2 separate regions of the Homo sapiens genome follow, and region 2 is linked to region 1. A link is an interaction called in ENCODE POLR2A ChIA-PET data of the cell type or tissue named here. Cell type or tissue: PC-9. All regions are shown on one strand. Each heading gives the region's core, and the rest is flanking DNA. Links, peaks and the distances in the headings are about the cores only.

Region 1 (8,324 bases), core at 58-8,057:
ATTTGAGGTCAGGAGTTTGAGACCAGCCTGGCCAACATGCTGAAACCCCATCTCTACTAAAAATACAAAAAAATTAGCTGGGCCTGGTGGCACATGCCTGTAGTCCCAGCTACTCAGGAGGCTGAGGCAGGAGAATCCCTTGAACTCAGGGGGCGGAGGTTGCGGTGAGCAGACATCGTACCACTGCACTCCAGCATGGGTGACAGAGCAAGACTCTGGCTCAAAGAAAAAAATAAAGAAAGAAAGAAAAAAGAAAAGATTAGTATCCAGAATAAATACAGAAATCCTGCATAAATAAGACAAAAACAATCCAATGAGGGGAAATGGCAAAATATACGCATAGGCAATTCACAGGGGAAAAATGCAAATGGAACCAATGTATGAAATAATTCTTAGCCTTGCTAGTAATCAAGGAATGTAAATTAAAACGATCACATATCACTTCACTCCCCCAATTGGCAAAAACTGTGAACTCTTAGAGAAGGTAGGATGCACGTACTCTACAACCCAGCAACTCCTCTCCTCATTATTTATGCATCTTAGAAAGCTGCTCCACACATAAGTGAGAAACCACACACAAGGATGCTCACTGAAGAATTGTTTGTAATAGCAAAAAATCAGAAATGACCCACATGTTCATCAACAGGAGAAAGGATACGTTGTTCTAATCATACAATGGAAATGCTTTAAATCAATTAAAGTTAATGAACTGTAGCAACATGTATCAATGTGGATAAACCTCAAAAGCAATGTTGATCCAAAAAACAAGTTGTAGATGATGCATATGTTATATAAGGTTTTCTACAAGGTGTATACCCAAGTATACCGAAGATACAAAAGCATGCATGGAAAGTCTCCAAACCAAGATAATGATTGTATCTAGGGAGGGAAGAAAATGGGGAAGGGACTTCAACTGTGCTTGGAATATTTTACTTAAGTGCCTGCGCACATTCAAGTGTGTGCGTGCGTGCATGTGTGTATCTGAAACAATTACTGCAAAACACTGAAGTCTGACAAAGCTGAGTTCTTGATATGGATGTATCTGTTCTAGTTTTTATACTTTTCTTAAACCATTTCATCACACAAAACTCACTGAAACACTCATGCATTCCTACCCTGCATAGCCAGTGCTCTCCCCAACCTCCCACAGGCGAAGGCTCAGCGGGGAGCAGCAGCTACTGCATCTTACCAGGTTACCGGAGCAGCAGAGGCAGCTCCTCCTACCAGCTGCTGCTCCTCAGCCCCTGAGGACCCTGCAGAACTCGTAAGCACTCCCTACCTGGTCCTGCCCTGCCCCCAGGGAGATGTAGAAGTGGGCATCATGCAGAACAGGCCCTTCCCACAAGGCAGCTCAAGCAGGTGCCTAGGACAAATGGGACCAGGTTCCTGGCCAGGGCCAGGGCATCTCTGTGCCTGGGGGTTAAATGAGTAACCCAGAGAGCCCCAGCCTTCCCTCAGGCACAGGTGGATCTCAGGGAGCAGAGAGAGCAAGGACTTGGAGTTTGGGACATGTAGGTTCAAATCCAGCTCCAGCAAGAAATAATTCTGTGACCCCAGGCAAATTGTTTAGCCTAAGCCTCTGCTTTTACAACTTATTTTATTTTATCTTGGAGACAGTCTTGCTTTGCTCCGTGGCCCAGGCTGGAGTGCAGTGGCACGGTCTTGGCTCACTGCAACCTCCACCTCCCGGGTTCAAGTGATTCTCCTACCTCAGCCTCCCGAGCTTCTACAACTTTAAATCAGGAATAACGCCACCTTCCTTGTAGATGTGTATGCAGTGACCCCAGAGACATCTAAGAGATATTAAGCATAAAAGAATTTTGCTGAGCAGTATATAAAATGTGTTATCTGCGAAAGAAGCCAGTCATAAAAGGCAAATACTTTGATTTCACTTATTCACATAAGTGAATAGACAGAAAACAGAAGGGATACCAGGGCCTGGGGGAGCAGGAAATGGGGAGTGAGCGTTTAATGGGTGCAGAGAGTTTCAGTTTTGCAAGATGAAAACAGTTCTGGAGATGGGTGGTAGTGATGGATACACAATATGAATGTACTTAATACCATTGAAGTGTACACTTACAAATGGTTAAGGTGGTAAATTTTATGTCATGTGTATTTTACCACAATGAAAAAAATTAGGAAATATGATATCTTTTTTTTTTTTTTTTTGAGGTAGAGTCTCACTCTGTTGCCAAGGCTGGAGTACAGTGGTGTGGTCTTGGCTCACTGCAAACTCTACCTCCTGGGTTCAAGCGATTCTCCTGCCTCAGCCTCCCAAGTAGCTGGGACTACAGGTGTGTGCCACCACTCCTGGCTAATTTTTGTATTTTTACTAGAGATGGGGTTTTGCCATGTTGGCCAGGGTGGTCTCAAACTCCTGACCTCAAGTGATTCACCTGCCTTGGTGTCCCAAAGTGCTGGGATTACAGGTGTCAGCCACTGTACCTGGTCTGTTACTGGTATAATTTTTTTTTTTTTGAGATGGAGTCTCACTCTGTTGCCCAGGCTGGAGTGCAGTGGCATGATCTCTGCTCACTGCAAGCTCTGCCTCCCAGGTTCACGCCATTCTCCTGCCTCAGCCTCCCAAGTAGCTGGGACTATAGGCACCCACCACAATGCCCGGCAAATTTTTTTGTATTTTTAGTACAGACGGGGTTTCATCGTGTTAACCAGGATGATCTCGATCTACTGACCTTGTGATCTGCCTGCCTCAGCCTCCCAAAGTGCTGGGATTACAGGTGTGAGCCACCATGCCTGGCAATTTTTTAAAACAAGAATGATGGCTGGGCACGGTGGCTCACGCCTGTAATCCTAGCACTTTGGGAGGCCGAGGTGGGTGGATTACTTGAGGTCAGGAGTTTGAGACCAGCCTGGCCAACATGGCGAAACCCCGTCTCTACTAAAAATACAAAAAAATTAGCTGGGCGTGGTAGCACACAACTGTAGTCCCAGCTACTCAGCAGGCTGAGGCAGGAGAATCACTTGAACCCGGGAGGCGCAGGTTGCAGTGGGCCGAATCTGTGCTGCTGTACTCCTGCCTGGGTGACAGAGTGAGACTCTGTCTCAAAAAATAAAATTATATCAATAACAAACTCATTACTGTGTACAGAAAAGAATTTAGAAAGCTATGCACAGAACTATATATAGTTAAGTCTACTCGTGGTGAGACTGTAGAGGGCTGTCTATATTATACATTCTTCCATTATTTAAATCTGGTATGTTTATGAGTAGAAAAACTGCTTGGAAATAAATCAAAAGACCTTCCTCACTGTGTGGTTTCTCAGGATGATAAAAGAATTTATGCGTAGCTGCCATCCGTACATTAGAAACAGGTCAGCCTCATCCTCCCTGCCCTGCCTCGTAACACTCACGCTCAGCAGCTTGCGGTCCTCACCTCCTGGGAGCAGAGCAGGGAGGAGTTCAGACCCCAGAGTTGGGCAACTCAAACGCCAACCCCACTACTGCCTCACTGGGGCCTCAGAGCCTCTGTGTCCTCAACTGCAAGATGGAAATATTACATCCTAAAATGGGTTATAGCTGTGAAATGGGTTATCGTGAGAATTAAAAGTAAGGCATCATGTGTCAATACAGCACCGGGCACACTCAGGCTGTCGTTCCACGGTCCCACCTGCCATCGCAGATGACCCTCCCAGAATTCAGTGGGGACTGACCTGGGTGAGGGCGGAGCCTCAAGCACCATGTCTCTGAGCAGGGCCAGACCACTCAGAGACCCACAGGACCCCCCAGGACTCGCAGAACCTCGAAAACTCGCAGACCACTCAGAGACCCTCCCAGGCTCAGGACCCCGTGTGGCAGAGTTGGCCATCTGCTCTCAGAGCCAGTCATTAGGTTCAGCCCCAGTCCACATCCCCTGGATGCTTCTCGAAGACAGGGAGTCAAGAAATGACAAGCTGCCCACTCTGTCCCAGAGAGAGACCCCCCCAGCACGCACCAGACCCCATGTGGGCCCACAGGGATTTGGCGTGGCTCCCACACCTGGGCGGCAGGCAGTCGGGCTGCGGGTAAACAGGGCACAGAGAGCCTTTTGTGAAAGCACAAACAAGGCTGAGCCAGGAAAACTTCCCAAGCAGGAGGGGAGGCGGGAGGTTGGCACCCCTCCTGTACCAGAGATGGGAAGGCTGGCCCTCCAGTGCTCTCCCAGGGAGCGCGAAGGGGCCGCTCTCAACAGGCCCTGTCCCGGGAGGGTTCCAAGCCTGTGGATCTGCTCCCACCACGGGCCATGGGTCATGTGCTTCCCCTGTCCCAGAGCCAGAGTGGGAGGAGAGGTCTCAGCCTCGTCTGGCACACACAGCCTCCACCCTCCCCAGGGCGGACACTGCCCTGGAGGCCCCCACACCCAGCTGGGGTGAGTCAGAGGCTGCTGGCTGGGGGTGTTGCCTGGCTTGGGACTCGCCCTGTGTAGAAGGGTACACCCTCACTTCCTGGGGAGAGGAAGAGGGGAGACGCCAGGGCTGGAGGGGGAGGGGAGCACGGGTCAGTTCCAAACTGCTCTCACCTGGGCTGGGCTCCCAAACAGGTTCATCCTCACACCAACTTGCAAGGGCGTGGCCCGCCTTCTAGGGTGAAAGGCAACAGGTGAGGGACACCCACCTGGGCTTCCCCCAGCAGCTCCGGAGCCAAGCAGAGAGAGGCAGCAGGTGGGGCTGGAGGTGCAGCCTCAGGACCTGCCCTCGCCCTGCCAGGCTGGGGCAGGAGCGCCCAGTTACTGACCGTCAACTAAGTGCCCAGTATGTCCTTGCCCCATCTCCCAACCTTCATGCATAGCAGCAAGGTGGCACCCACCTCACCACGAGACCGTGAGAAAGTCCCTTCACCTCGCTGGGCTCTGGTTTCCTCATCTGTAAAATGGGTTGACAAGTCTATTGCTTGGAGGGCTGTGATGAGGACAGAAGGAGACAGTCCATATAAAGCTTTTGGACTAGTGCCTGCCATACAGTAAGGCTCTGGAACGTTCACTGCTGTTATTATTATGGTAGAGTTTAAATCAGTCCTTTTATGGGTGTGATGTCGGAGGCCCAGAGAAGTTTGGTAACCTGCCCAAGGCCACACAGCTAGGAAGAGCTGGGAAGATGCACCCCAAGCCCGACTTTCCATTGTGCCAACCTGCCTCAAAGACAAGCAGGCCTCCCGGACCCACCTGGGACCCAGGCCCTTGAAGATACTTCTTGAGACAAGATACTCTTTTCCTTAGGGGGTACATGGAAACCAGGGCTCTACAGGGAACCCCATCAGGCCATACTCAGATGCCTCTGGTCTCACGGGTACTGCTATAAGGAAGCTCTGGAAGGGAGCCTAGCCCTGGGTTTAGGGCCAGAAGGCAGTGTTGGGTCTGGGCCCTGGGGGCAGAAGGGCCTAGAAGGCAGGCCGTTTTATTTTTTTTGAGACAGGATCTTGCGCTGTCGCCGAGGCTGGAGCACAATGGTGCGATCATGACTCACTGCAACTTTGAACTCCTTGGCTCAAGCGATCCTCCAGCCTCAGCCTCCGAGTAGCTGAAACTACAGGCATGTGCCACCACACCTGGCTATTTTTAAAAATTTTTTGTAGAGATAGGTTGTTATGTTGCCCAGGCTGGTCTGGAACTCCTGGGTTCAAGCAGTCCTCCAGTCTCAACCTCTAAGTAGCTGGAACTACATGCACATGCCACCACACCTGGCTAATTTTTTTTTTTAGACGGGATCTCACTCTGTCACCAGGCTAAAGTGCAGTGGCACAATCTCGGCTCACTGCAACCTTCGCCTCCCGGGTTCAAGTGATTCTCCTGCCTCAGCCTCCCAAGTAGCTGGGATTACAGGTGCATGTCACCATACCCGGCTGATTTTTGTATTTTTTAGTAGAAACGGGGTTTCACCATGTTGGCCAGGCTGGTCTTGAACTCCTGACCTCAGGTGATCCACCTGCCTCAGCCTCCCAAAGTGCTGAGCCACTGTGCCTGGACTAATTTTTTTTTTATTTTTGTAGAGACAGGTCACTATGTTGCCCAGGCTGGTCTGGAACTCCTGGGCTCAAGCAATCCTCCACCTCAGCCTCCCAAAGTGCTGGGATTACTGGTGGGAACCGCCACGTCCAGCCAACGTTTGTTGGCTCATATTTGCACATGGAGTCACGGCCACACACGGTTTACAGGTCTTAACCTGTTATGAATACCAGCGCTGCCTTCTTAGACAGGTTATGAAATGTGGCCACCAGTACCCTAGAGAGGCAGCAGACACATCTTCTGCTGAGATCCCAGGGGAGTGGGCACTGGCCAAGCCCTAGGTGAGCCAGGGGGAGGACTGGGGGGTCTGACAGAGGGTGAGCTGCCTGGTACCCGACTCTCTGGGATGGAAGGGGGCTACCCCCAGGGATCCTGACTCATGGAGTCAGCTGGGAGATGCGAGGTGTCCCTTCAGGGCCAGGATTCCCGCCCACCGCCCCCGCTGCTGGTCAGTGCGTTTGTCATGCTGCCCGTCAGAGGGCGCAGGTTTGGCAGTGGCACTCTGACGGCGTCCAGGTGGCACGTGAAAGCTATGGAATTTTACAGCCACTTTTACTCCACTGGAACATTGCTCTAGGCGTGAGGCTTAGATTGCAGCAAGCAATTTAATTTTGAGGTTTTAAGCCCTCAAGAGACGTTTAGATGTAGACAAACTTGCTGCAAGACGCAAGACGCAACAGAAACGCATCTGGAAGACAGCAGGGAACATTTGTGGCTGGGAGTAAAAGCCCTTCTAGAAACCTCAGCCCCACACGTCCTTGAGGAGGGAAGGTTAAGCCCCTCGCCTTCCCAGCACACACACACACACACACACACACACACACACACACACAAAATGAAGCCACTAAAAAACAACTGTCTGGCCAGGTGCGGTGGCTCACACCTGTAATCCCAGCACTTTGGGAGGCCGAGGTGGGTGGATCACCTGAGGTCAGGAGTTCGAGACCAGCCTGACCAACAAGGTGAAACCCCGTCTCTACTAAAAATACAAAAATTAGCCAGGCGTGGTGGTGCACATCTGTAATCCCAGCTACTTGGGAGGCTGAGACAGGAGAATCACTTGAACCCAGGAGGCAGAGGCTGCAATGAGCCAAGATGGCACCATTGCACTCCAGTCTGGGCAACAGAGCAGGATTCCATCTCAAAAAAGTAAAATTAAATTAAAAAAATTGGCCAGGCGCAGTGGCTCACGGCTGTAGTCCTGGAACTTTGGAGAACAAGGTGGGTGGATCACAAGGTCAGGAGATCGAGACCAGCCATGGCCAATATGGTGACACCCCGTCTCTACTAAAAATACAAAAATTAGCTGGGCATGGTGGCGGGCACCTGTAGTCCCAGCTACTCGGGAGGCTGAGGCAGGAGAATAGCTTGAACCTGGGAGGTGGAGGTTGCAGTGAGCAAGATTGTGCCACTGCACTCCAGCCTGGGTGACAGAGCAACACTCCATCTCAAAATAATTAATTAATTAATTAAACAAAAAAAAAAAAACCTGTCCAGTCCCAGTCCTGTGGGGAGCTCAGCCCTGCTTCCACACCAAGGGCATGAGTTCTGCGGTAGACGACTGGGACTAAGGCTGAAAGAATGGCGTCCGGTCAGTGTTTCTCAGCATTGTTTGTAGCCCACCAGCCTCACAACTGCTGGGGAAGCATCTTCAAAGTTCAGATTCCTGGGGCCAACCTTCCAGGGCAGACTCTGCAGGTCTGTGGTGGTGGGCCCAGGGGAACAGCATTTTAGACAAGCTTCCAGGTGACTTTGAAGGCCCCCAAAAGCCTGGGAACCTGAGAAAAGAGGGTAATGGAGGGTGAAGTAGAAAGAGCCCCAGCTGCCAAGCCATACCAACCTGGGTTCAAGTCCTAGCTTTGCCACATGTACACTGTATAACTTTGGGCCAGAGACCTCATCCCTCTGGGGCTTGGTCTGTAAAATGGTAAAGCAACCTCACACGCAAGGCTGTGGCGAAGGTAAGATGGGCAAATGCGTGCAGCATCCCAGCCTGTGGCTCAGCACTGAGACATGGTGCTGAGAATGACCACGGACTATGAAGGTGCTACTGCAGGAAGGAGAAGCCAGAGACGCTGAGCACCATCTGTGGAGGGGCCAGCTCTGCAGCTCTCTCCCAAGCAGTGTATGGGAGAGAAAAGAGACTCCTGGGGAAGAATGGAGGAAGTGACGTGGGGGAGGGAAAGCGACAGGACAGTGAGCCTGAAAAACACAGGTGAGATGTCAGGAGCTCTGGCACAGACCTCACTCCCAGCGCGATCCTGCCAGACGCTCTCGCAGCCCCGCAAAACGAGGCTGCCACGCCTGTATGCTCTCCTTGCCCAAA
Region 2 (8,324 bases), core at 223-8,222, 120 kb after region 1:
ACTTACTAAAGCCTCAACCCTCTGGGTTCAAGAGATCCTCCTGAGTAGCTGGGACTACAGGCATATGCCACCATACCTCACTAATTTTTAAATTTTTTGTAGAGACAGGATCTCACTATATTTCCCTTGCTCGTCTCAAACTCCTGGATTCAAGTGACCCTCCCACTTTAGCCTCCCAAAGTGAGAGCTTGTCTTTCTTTCTTTCTTTCTTTTCTTTCTTTCTTTCTTTTTTTTTTTTTTTTTGAGATGGAGTTTCGCTCATGTTGCCCAGGCTGAAGTGCATTGGCGCCATCTTGGCTAACCACAAACTCTGCCTTCTGGGTTCAAGTGATTCTCCTGCCCTAGCCTCCCAAGTAGCTAGAACTACAGGCATGCACCACCACACCCAGCTAATTTTTGTATTTTTAGTAGAGACAGGGTATCACCACATTGGCCAGGGATGGTCTTGATCTCTTGACCTCATGATCCACCAGCCTCGGCCTCCCAAAGTGCTGGGATTACAGGCATGAAGGCATGAGCCACTGTGCCCAGCCATTTTTTTTTTTTTTTGAGATGGAATTTCGTTCTTGTTGCCCAGGCTGGAATGCAATGATGCCATCTCAGCGCACTGCAACCTCCACTTCCCGGGTTCAAGAAATTCTCCTACCTCAGCCTCCTGAGTAGCTGGGATTACAGGCATGCGCCGCCACGCCCGGCTAATTTTGTATTTTTAGTAGAGATGGGTTTTCTCCATGTTGGTCAGGATGGTCGTGAACTCCTGACCTCAGGTGATCTGCCCGCCTCAGCCTCCCAAAGTGCTGGGATTACAAGTGTGAGCTGCTCTGCCCAGCTCGCTCTTTTCTTTTTTCTTTCTTTCTCTCTCTCTCTTTTTTCTTTCTCTCTCTCTTCCTTCTTCTTTTCTTTCTCTCTTTTCCTCTCTCTCTCCTTCCTTCTTTCCCTTCCTTCCTTCCTCCCTCCTTCCCTCTCTCTCTTCTTCTTCTTCTCCTCCTTTCTTTCTTTTTCTTTCTTTCTTTCTTTTTCTTTCCTTCTCTCTTTCCCTCTTTCCTTCCTTCCCTTCTTTCTTTCTTTCTCTCTCTTTTTTTCCTTTCTTGTCTTTCTCTCTTTCCCTCTTTCTCTCTCTCTCTCTTTCCTTCCTTCCTACTTTCTTTTTTTTTTTTTGAGACAGAGTCTTGCTCTGTCACCCAGTCTGGCCTCAGCCTCCCAAGTACCTGGGACTACAGGCAAATGCCACTACGCCTGGCTAATTTTTTTTTTTTTTTTTTTGTATTTTTAGTAGAGACAGTGTTTCACTATGTTGTCCATCTTGTCTCAAACTCCTGGCCTCAAGTGATCCGCCCACCTGAGCCTCCCAAAGTGCTGGGATTACAGGCATGAGCCTGGGGCTTGCTTTTCTATGCAATGTGACAAACTCTGCCTTTTACTTAAAGTGTTTAGACCCTTACATTCACTATGATTATTTTCCTGGTTTAATCTAAGCCCATTTTGCTATTTGTTTCTTTTTTTTTTTTTTTTTTTTTGAGACGGAGTCTCGCTCTGTTGCCCAGGCTGGAGTGTAGTGGCGCCATCTCGGCTCCCTGCAAGCTCCGCCTCCCAGGTTCACACCATTCTCCTGCCTCAGCCTCCCGAGTAGCTGGGACTACAGGCGCCTGCCACCACACCCGGCTAATTTTTTTGTATTTTTAGTAGAGACCGGGTTTCACCATGTTAGCCAGGATGGTCTCGGTCTCCTGACCTCGTGATCTGCCCGCCTCGGCCTCCCAAAGTGCTGGGACTACAGGCATGAGCCACCGCGCCTGGCCTGTTATTTGTTTCTTATTTCCTATTTGTTTTCTGTTTTCTTTCTTTTTCTTTTGTTTGAGACAGAGTCTCACAGTGTTGCCCAGGCTGGCGTGCAGCGGCGTGATCTCCGTTCACTGCAACCTCCGCCCCCAGGGTTTAAGCAATTCTCCTGCCTCAGCCTCCAGAGTGGCTGGGACTATAGGCACATGCTGCCACACCTGGATAATTTTTTAAAATTTTTTATTTTAGTAAAGACAGGGTTTCACCGTGTTGCCCAGGCTGTTCTCGAACTGCTGAGCTCAGGCAATCAGGCCACCTCAGCCTCCCAAAGTGCTGGGATTACAGGCGTGAGCCACCAAACCGGGCTTTTTTTTTTTTTCTTGTGAAACAGAGTTTCACTCCTGTTGCCCTGGCTGGAGTGCAATGGCACAATCTTGGCTCACTGCAAACTCTGCCTCCCAGGTTCAAGCGATTCTCCTACCTCAGTCTCCCAAGTTCCCAAGTAGCTGGGATTACAGGCGTGCGCCACTATGCCCAGCTAATTTTTGTATTTTTAGTAGAGACGGGGTTTCACCATGTTGGCCAGGCTGGTCTCAAACTCTTGACCTCGTGATCTGCCTGCCTTGGCCTTCCAAAGTGCTGATATAACAGGCTTGAGCCACGACGCCTGGCCCAAGCAATGTATTAATATGAGAGTTCCCATCTAGCCATATCCTCGTCAACATTTGTTATTGTCTCTCTGATGATGTCCATCTTAAGGAGCATAAAACCGTACCTCCCCACCTCCTGGGCTCAAGCAATCCTCCAACTTCAGCCTCCCGAGTAGCTGGGACTACAGATGCGCACCACCATGCCCTGCTAATTTTTGTAGAAATGGGGTCTCCCTATGTTGCCCAGGCTGATCTCCAACTCCTGGGCTCAAGCCTCAGCCTCGACAACCCCATCTGCTGAGATTATAGGTTGTGAGTCACTGTGCCAAGCCCAACAGCTTTTTTAAGGATTCAAGACTGTACGAACATAGTTGTAGCTGGTCAAAGATTAAAAGGTGCTATGCAAGAAAAAAGAAATCCACAAAATTAGTTCTTGGAATGGAACTGAGGCACCTGTCAAGAAAGGGTTCCTCAAGAAAGGAGCATCTAGCTAGGGTGTGGTAGCTCACGCCTGTAATCCCAGCACTTTGGGAGGCTGAGGTGGGCGCATCACCTGAGGTCAAGAGTTTGAGACCAGCCTGCCCAACATGGCGAAACCCCATCTCTACTAAAAATACAAAAATTAGCCAGACGTGATAGTAGGCGCCTGTAATCCCAGCTACTTGGAGGCTGAGGCAGGAGAATTGCTTGAACCCGGGGAGTCTGCAGTGAGCTGAGGGCCATTGCCCGCCAGCCTGGGCAACAAGAGAGAGAAACTCCGTCTCTCAAAAAAAAAAAAAAAAAAGAGAAATCCAGAGAAGAAATGATGGTGTTTTGAGATGGAGTCTTCCTCTGTCGCCCAGGCTGGAGTGCAGTGGTGCGATCTCAGCTTACTGCAAGCTCTGCCTCCTGGGTTCAAACGATTCTCCTGCTTCAGTCTCCTGAGTAGCTGGGATTAGAGGCGCGCACCACCACGCTCGGCTAATTTTTGTATTTTTAGTAAAGACGGCGTTTCACCATGTTGGCCAGGCTGGTCTCGAACTCTTGACCTCAGGTGATCCGCGTGCCTCGGCCTCCCAAAGTGCTGGGATTACAGGCGTGAGCCACTGCGCTCGGCCAGAAGGAACTGGTTTGACAGGATCCTTAGGACTTGGAGACTGGACGAGGGGCCCAGGAAAATGTAGGGGCCGAGGTCGCCGCCCAATTTCCCATTTGGAAGCTCGGTTGCCTGGTGGCGCATGCCCTAGATGGAGGTTAGGAGCACCTTTTGGGGGACGGTGATGACTGCGGGTTGACACGCGAGTGTGAGCCACCCGTGGAGAACGCAAGACATGTTCAACAGGGCGCTGGATGGAGGGGGCTGGCGCCCAGAGTCAGTCCTGCTATTCAGCAGTGTTGGGCTCAGGTGAACCGCAGCGCCAGGGCGGGCACCGATCCTAGGGTCCCACGAACAGGCCCCTCGGAGGCCAGGGAGAGCCCTGAATGACGCGTTCTCTCGGGTGGCCTGGGGGGGGCATCCCGCGGCTTCCTCCACCGGCGTAACGTGCCGGGCCCGGGGAAAGGAGCCGCCCGCCGGTCCCCGGAACCTTCTGCCGCCGCCGCCCGCGTTAGCCGCGGGACGGGTCGGGGGAACCCGATCGCTGTTGCTAAGGGGCGGCCCCGGAAGTGACGCGCCCCGGGTTTGTTGACAGCGGAGGCGGCGGCGGCTGCAGGCTCCGAGCCGTAGGAGCCGGATCGGGGGAGGGGCCGGGCCCAGGAGCCTCAGCCCCGCCGGCAGCCCTAAGGGCAAGGTAACCGCCACGGGGTCCCCGTCGCGACCCCCTCCCTCCCGGAGCTCCCGTCCCCGGGATCCCAAGCTCCGCCCCGCCGACCCCCGTCTCCCCTGGACCCCGGCTCTAGCCTGACGAGATCCCCAACCTCCTGAGGTGCTCTGGCCCCGGATTCTCCCGGGCTGCATTCTCTGCTCCTCCTCGCCTGCGAAGCATCACGTCCGCTTCCCGACGCTGAGGGCAGCCCCGTCCAGGGTAGGTCCCGGACCCCGGGCCAAGGGACGTACCTGCGTCCTCCTCCTTCGCCTCCTGCCTACGGGGCCTAAGCATCGCCGCTGCAACCACTCTCTGAGGTCCATCTCCGCCAGTGGTGGGAGGGTTCCTTTCTCTATCCCTGCCGCCAGGTCTGAGAATCGTGTCTTTAAAACTGAGCTCCCTTCCTCCAGAAAGAAAATGACGCTCTGTCGTTTGCCCCTACAAGATGGGGGATCGGTGTAGGGCTGAAAGGGCCACCCTCTGCCCCTCCTACCTGTTGGATGAGCTTAAGTTCCCCCAGAGAAGTGCTTAGAAGCTCAAGGACGACTTGGATTCTGGATCAGCTCCCAAAAGGGATGACACAAAGTATAGGGAAATCCAACAGGGTGAGGTTGCAACCGGAGGGCCAAGGGAGCCCGACAGGTGAGTTGATAGTGAAACTGACTGTGCTGGCCACTATAGCTCTCTGGGTGGAACTTGTCTTGGCTGCTCTTTGACCGAAAGAGCCCAAGATTTCCAGTCTTTGCCTGTGTTTGTCAGTCCATTCGTTTTGTTTTGTTTTGTTTTTCTTTAAATAGAGATGGGGTCTCACTATGTTACCCAAGCTGGTCTCGAACTCCTGGGCTCAAGTGATCCGCCCGCTCCAGCCTCCAAAAGTGCTGGAAATACAGGCATGAGCCACCGCGCTCAGCTAGTGCATTTGATTTTTAAGGGGGAGGGGAATGGAATGTCTGATGTCTTGGGAAAATCCTTCCATATATGATCTTTCACAGAATGTTTCTCTTCAGACTTCAAACTGGTTAGGATGAGCATAAAAGCATAGCCTTGAAAAGGGTCACGGGAGGCTATACTTAGAGCAGAAAGTGGTGGCCAGGGGTGAAGGGCCTCGCTACTTTGGTTCATTTGTTCATTCAGCAAATAATAAACATGATATGTAAGGAGGTAATAAGTGGTTTGGAGAAAAATAGAGAAGGAAGGACCATGGGGAAGGAGTTGGGAGTTGTCATTTTATAGAGGGTGTTCAGGGAAGGTCTCTAGTAAGGTGACCTTTGAGCAGAGATAAGTGAGGGAGCAAGCCAGGTAGTTCTCTTGTGGCAGAGCATTCCGCAGCAAATGCAAAGGTCCTGTGGTCATATGCCTGGTGATTTGAAGAAACAGCATAAGGGCTCACGCTTGTAATCCCAGCACTTTGGGAGGCTGAGGCAGCCGGATCACCTGAGGTCAGGAGTTCAAGACCAGCCTGGCCGACATGGTGAAACCCCATCTCTACTAAAAGTACCAAAAAAAAAATTAGCTGGCCGTGGTGGCTCATGTCTGTAATCCAAGTTACTCAGGAGGCTGAGGCAGGAGAATTATTTGAACCTGAGAGGTGGAGGTTGCAGTGAGCCGAGATTGTGCCCATTGCATTCCAGCCTGGGTGACAAGAGTGAGACTCTGTCTCAAAAAAAAGAAAGAAACAGTGGGAGGATGGGGGACTGGAGCAGGTTGAAGAAAGGGAAGAGTGGTTGGCAAGAAAGTCAGAGAACAGTGGGGACCAGAAAAAGGTGGGGAAGACATCAGGGGCTGTCCTTGTGATACAGGGTCACAGGGTGTCTAATGGGACACCCTTTCAGAACCGTACTTGTTGAAGTGTCTGGTGGTTGGAGAAAATACAGATTTGTTTTAGATGACAAATGGCCATTGTGCTTGGGGCTTCGGTTGTAAGTACCCTTCTTCCATCTTTGTAATGACCATTGATGGAACAAATACAAAGAATCATGGTCACAGAGAACTGCGATTAAATCAAGTTAAGTTATGCCGCTGCTTCCTGGTTGTGAGAAGGTGGGCACGGGACCTTTTTCCACCTCAATCTTCTCATCTGGAAAATACAGCAGGCTGGGTGTGGTGGCTCACACCTGTAATCCCAGCACTTTGGGAGGCAGGTGGATCACCTGAGGTCAGGAGTTCGAGACCAGCCTGGCCAACATGGTGAAACCCCATCTCTACTAAAAATACAAAAATTAGCCGGGTGTGGTGACGCATGCCTGTAATCTCAGCTACTGGAGAGGCTGAGGCAGGAGAATCGCTTGAACCTGGGAGGTGGAGGTTGAAGTGAGCTGAGATCATGCCACTGCAGCACTCCAGCCTGGGCGACAGGAGCGAAACTCCATCTCAAAAAAAAAAAAAGAAAGAAAGAAAAGAAAAGAAAATAGGGCTGTTGGATTAGATAAAATCATGGGCTGAAGTGCTTAATGCAGTATTTCACACAAAGTGCTCAATACATAGCGGTCACGCTGATGAGGATGATGTGATGATGAGGAATGTGGGCATGTATGTCTGCCTCAGAGCCGTTCGTTTTAGCACTAGCTGGTGGTGTCACCAGCTCTAGCTGCCTCCATCAACTAGTAGGATTTGAGGAAATATTGGGGAAAGCAAGACAGAAACTTCTTGACACCCCTCAGAGGTAACTGGGTTAATATTCTGCAGAGAAGACGTTAGCTTGGTCCTGGCTTTTCTGACAGCAGCGGAGGGTGATGGGGACTTTTAAAAAAGAGCCCAGCACTGCCAGCGCTTTGGGAGGATCGCTTGAGGCCAGGAGTTTGAGACCAGTCTGGAGAACATAGGGAAACCCTATCTCTAAAAAAAAAAGAATTAAAATGAGCCCAGCAAATTTCCATTCTACCACGTAAAATAGGCAAAATGAGGGTGTTGAAATGAATGTGACTTGGAGACAGGTGGGGAGGGGCAGTGTATGCTGGGCCTAGATATGTGGTTGGAGTGTGCGTGGCTGATCTACGGGTAGAGGCTGGTGATCCGGAAGTGCCCGGCAGAGGCTGAGACTTTCCAGCCTGCTTTATAGGAAGCAGAACCACAGTTGATCTCCCTCCTTATACCCCAAGCCCGGACTATATCCTCAGGCCTGGGACACAGGCTGAGCAGGGCAACTGGGCCAGAGAATTTGAAAATGAAAGGTCAGAGCACTTAGGAGCTGAGAGCCAGCATGTTGGGGTAGGCTGTTGTGGGTAGAACCCCAGGCTGGTGACCTGCGGACCTGGTTCAAATCCCGGCTCTGCTGTTGGCTTGCTGTGTGAGTTAGGCAGGTTCCATCTCCTCTCTGGGCCTCAGTTTTCCTATTTGTAGATTAAGAATAATGGCCTTCCCTTGCCTCCGACTAACTCTAAAGGCTGTTGGGAGGATGAAATGAGACACAGCTTGTGAAAGAATTAGGTGTGTTCTGAAGCTCTCTACAAAGGTATTATCATTAGTACCACTAGGATTATGCAGACACGTTTTGGGGGCCCACTAGCTGGAAGACTGCTCTTGGCACTCTGGTTTTTTTGCTTGGCTTCAGTACCTCATCTGTTCTGGAGTCCTGAGAGGTGAGTGCAGAGACCCCTGTCTGGTTATCTATTTGTGGACCACTGTCTTATATCTGGCGCAATCGCTGAAACTGATTTTCCAGCTTCAGAGATGCAGAAGGGTCTCTTGAAGCATTATTCTCAGGAACATCACTCTTCATAATTATTGGTTACCACCTTCCTGCCATCCTTTCATGGCATCTCCTCAGCAACCCTGTTCACAACACGCGCAACACAGCGTGTGCCACTCGCAACATGCTGACAGGTAAGGACCTTGATAAATATTGAGGCTGGAAAACATTGGCTGGGGATCTTGTGGAGCCGAGGCCCTGTCACTGGCATTGAGCCACTCACATACTCTGTAATGGAGACCCCAGAAATCACATAGGGTCCCTGCCCTCAGGAAGCTTTCAATGCTGTGGCCAAAAAATGACATGCCACGGAGTGGTTACCAGCAGTACTGGATCATGTGAGCTCAGTGCCTGAGTTGTAAGGAAGCGGCGGAGGCTCGTGGAACAGAAGGGAAAGCTGAGGTTGGAGAAATGGTCCCTCCC

The links. ChIA-PET counts read pairs that join two places held together with the same protein. Peaks named below come from ENCODE experiments on the same cell type or tissue, not always from the same donor. Only the 100,000 strongest peaks of a DNase experiment are listed, where the experiment ranks them.
Region 2: POLR2A ChIA-PET joins it to region 1 with 17 read pairs; 3 of 35 experiments call an interaction of 5 or more read pairs at or near these places.

What each region holds. Positions count from the first base shown.
Region 1 is chr9:128,888,638-128,896,961 of GRCh38, reverse strand. The region is part of intron 2 of LRRC8A (leucine rich repeat containing 8 VRAC subunit A); the gene reads right to left. Among named protein-coding and RNA genes, the nearest start is that of LRRC8A, 11 kb to the right of the region's middle. RefSeq lists an enhancer at 4,111-4,718. In PC-9, for the core only: no CTCF peak of the experiment used is centred there; a DNase peak (open chromatin) is centred at 4,511; H3K4me3 peaks cover 636 bases; H3K27ac peaks cover 2,729 bases.
Region 2 is chr9:128,767,689-128,776,012 of GRCh38, reverse strand. ZER1 (zyg-11 related cell cycle regulator) reads left to right here and starts at 4,086. Exons shown (of 16, transcript NM_006336.4): 1 at 4,086-4,432. It overlaps LOC124902282 (a long non-coding RNA gene), which reads right to left and starts at 4,679. Exons shown (of 2, transcript XR_007061804.1): 1 at 4,465-4,679. RefSeq lists enhancers at 2,995-3,721, 4,450-4,499 and a silencer at 3,790-4,259. In PC-9, for the core only: no CTCF peak of the experiment used is centred there; DNase peaks (open chromatin) are centred at 3,692 and 4,042; H3K4me3 peaks cover 2,437 bases; H3K27ac peaks cover 2,310 bases.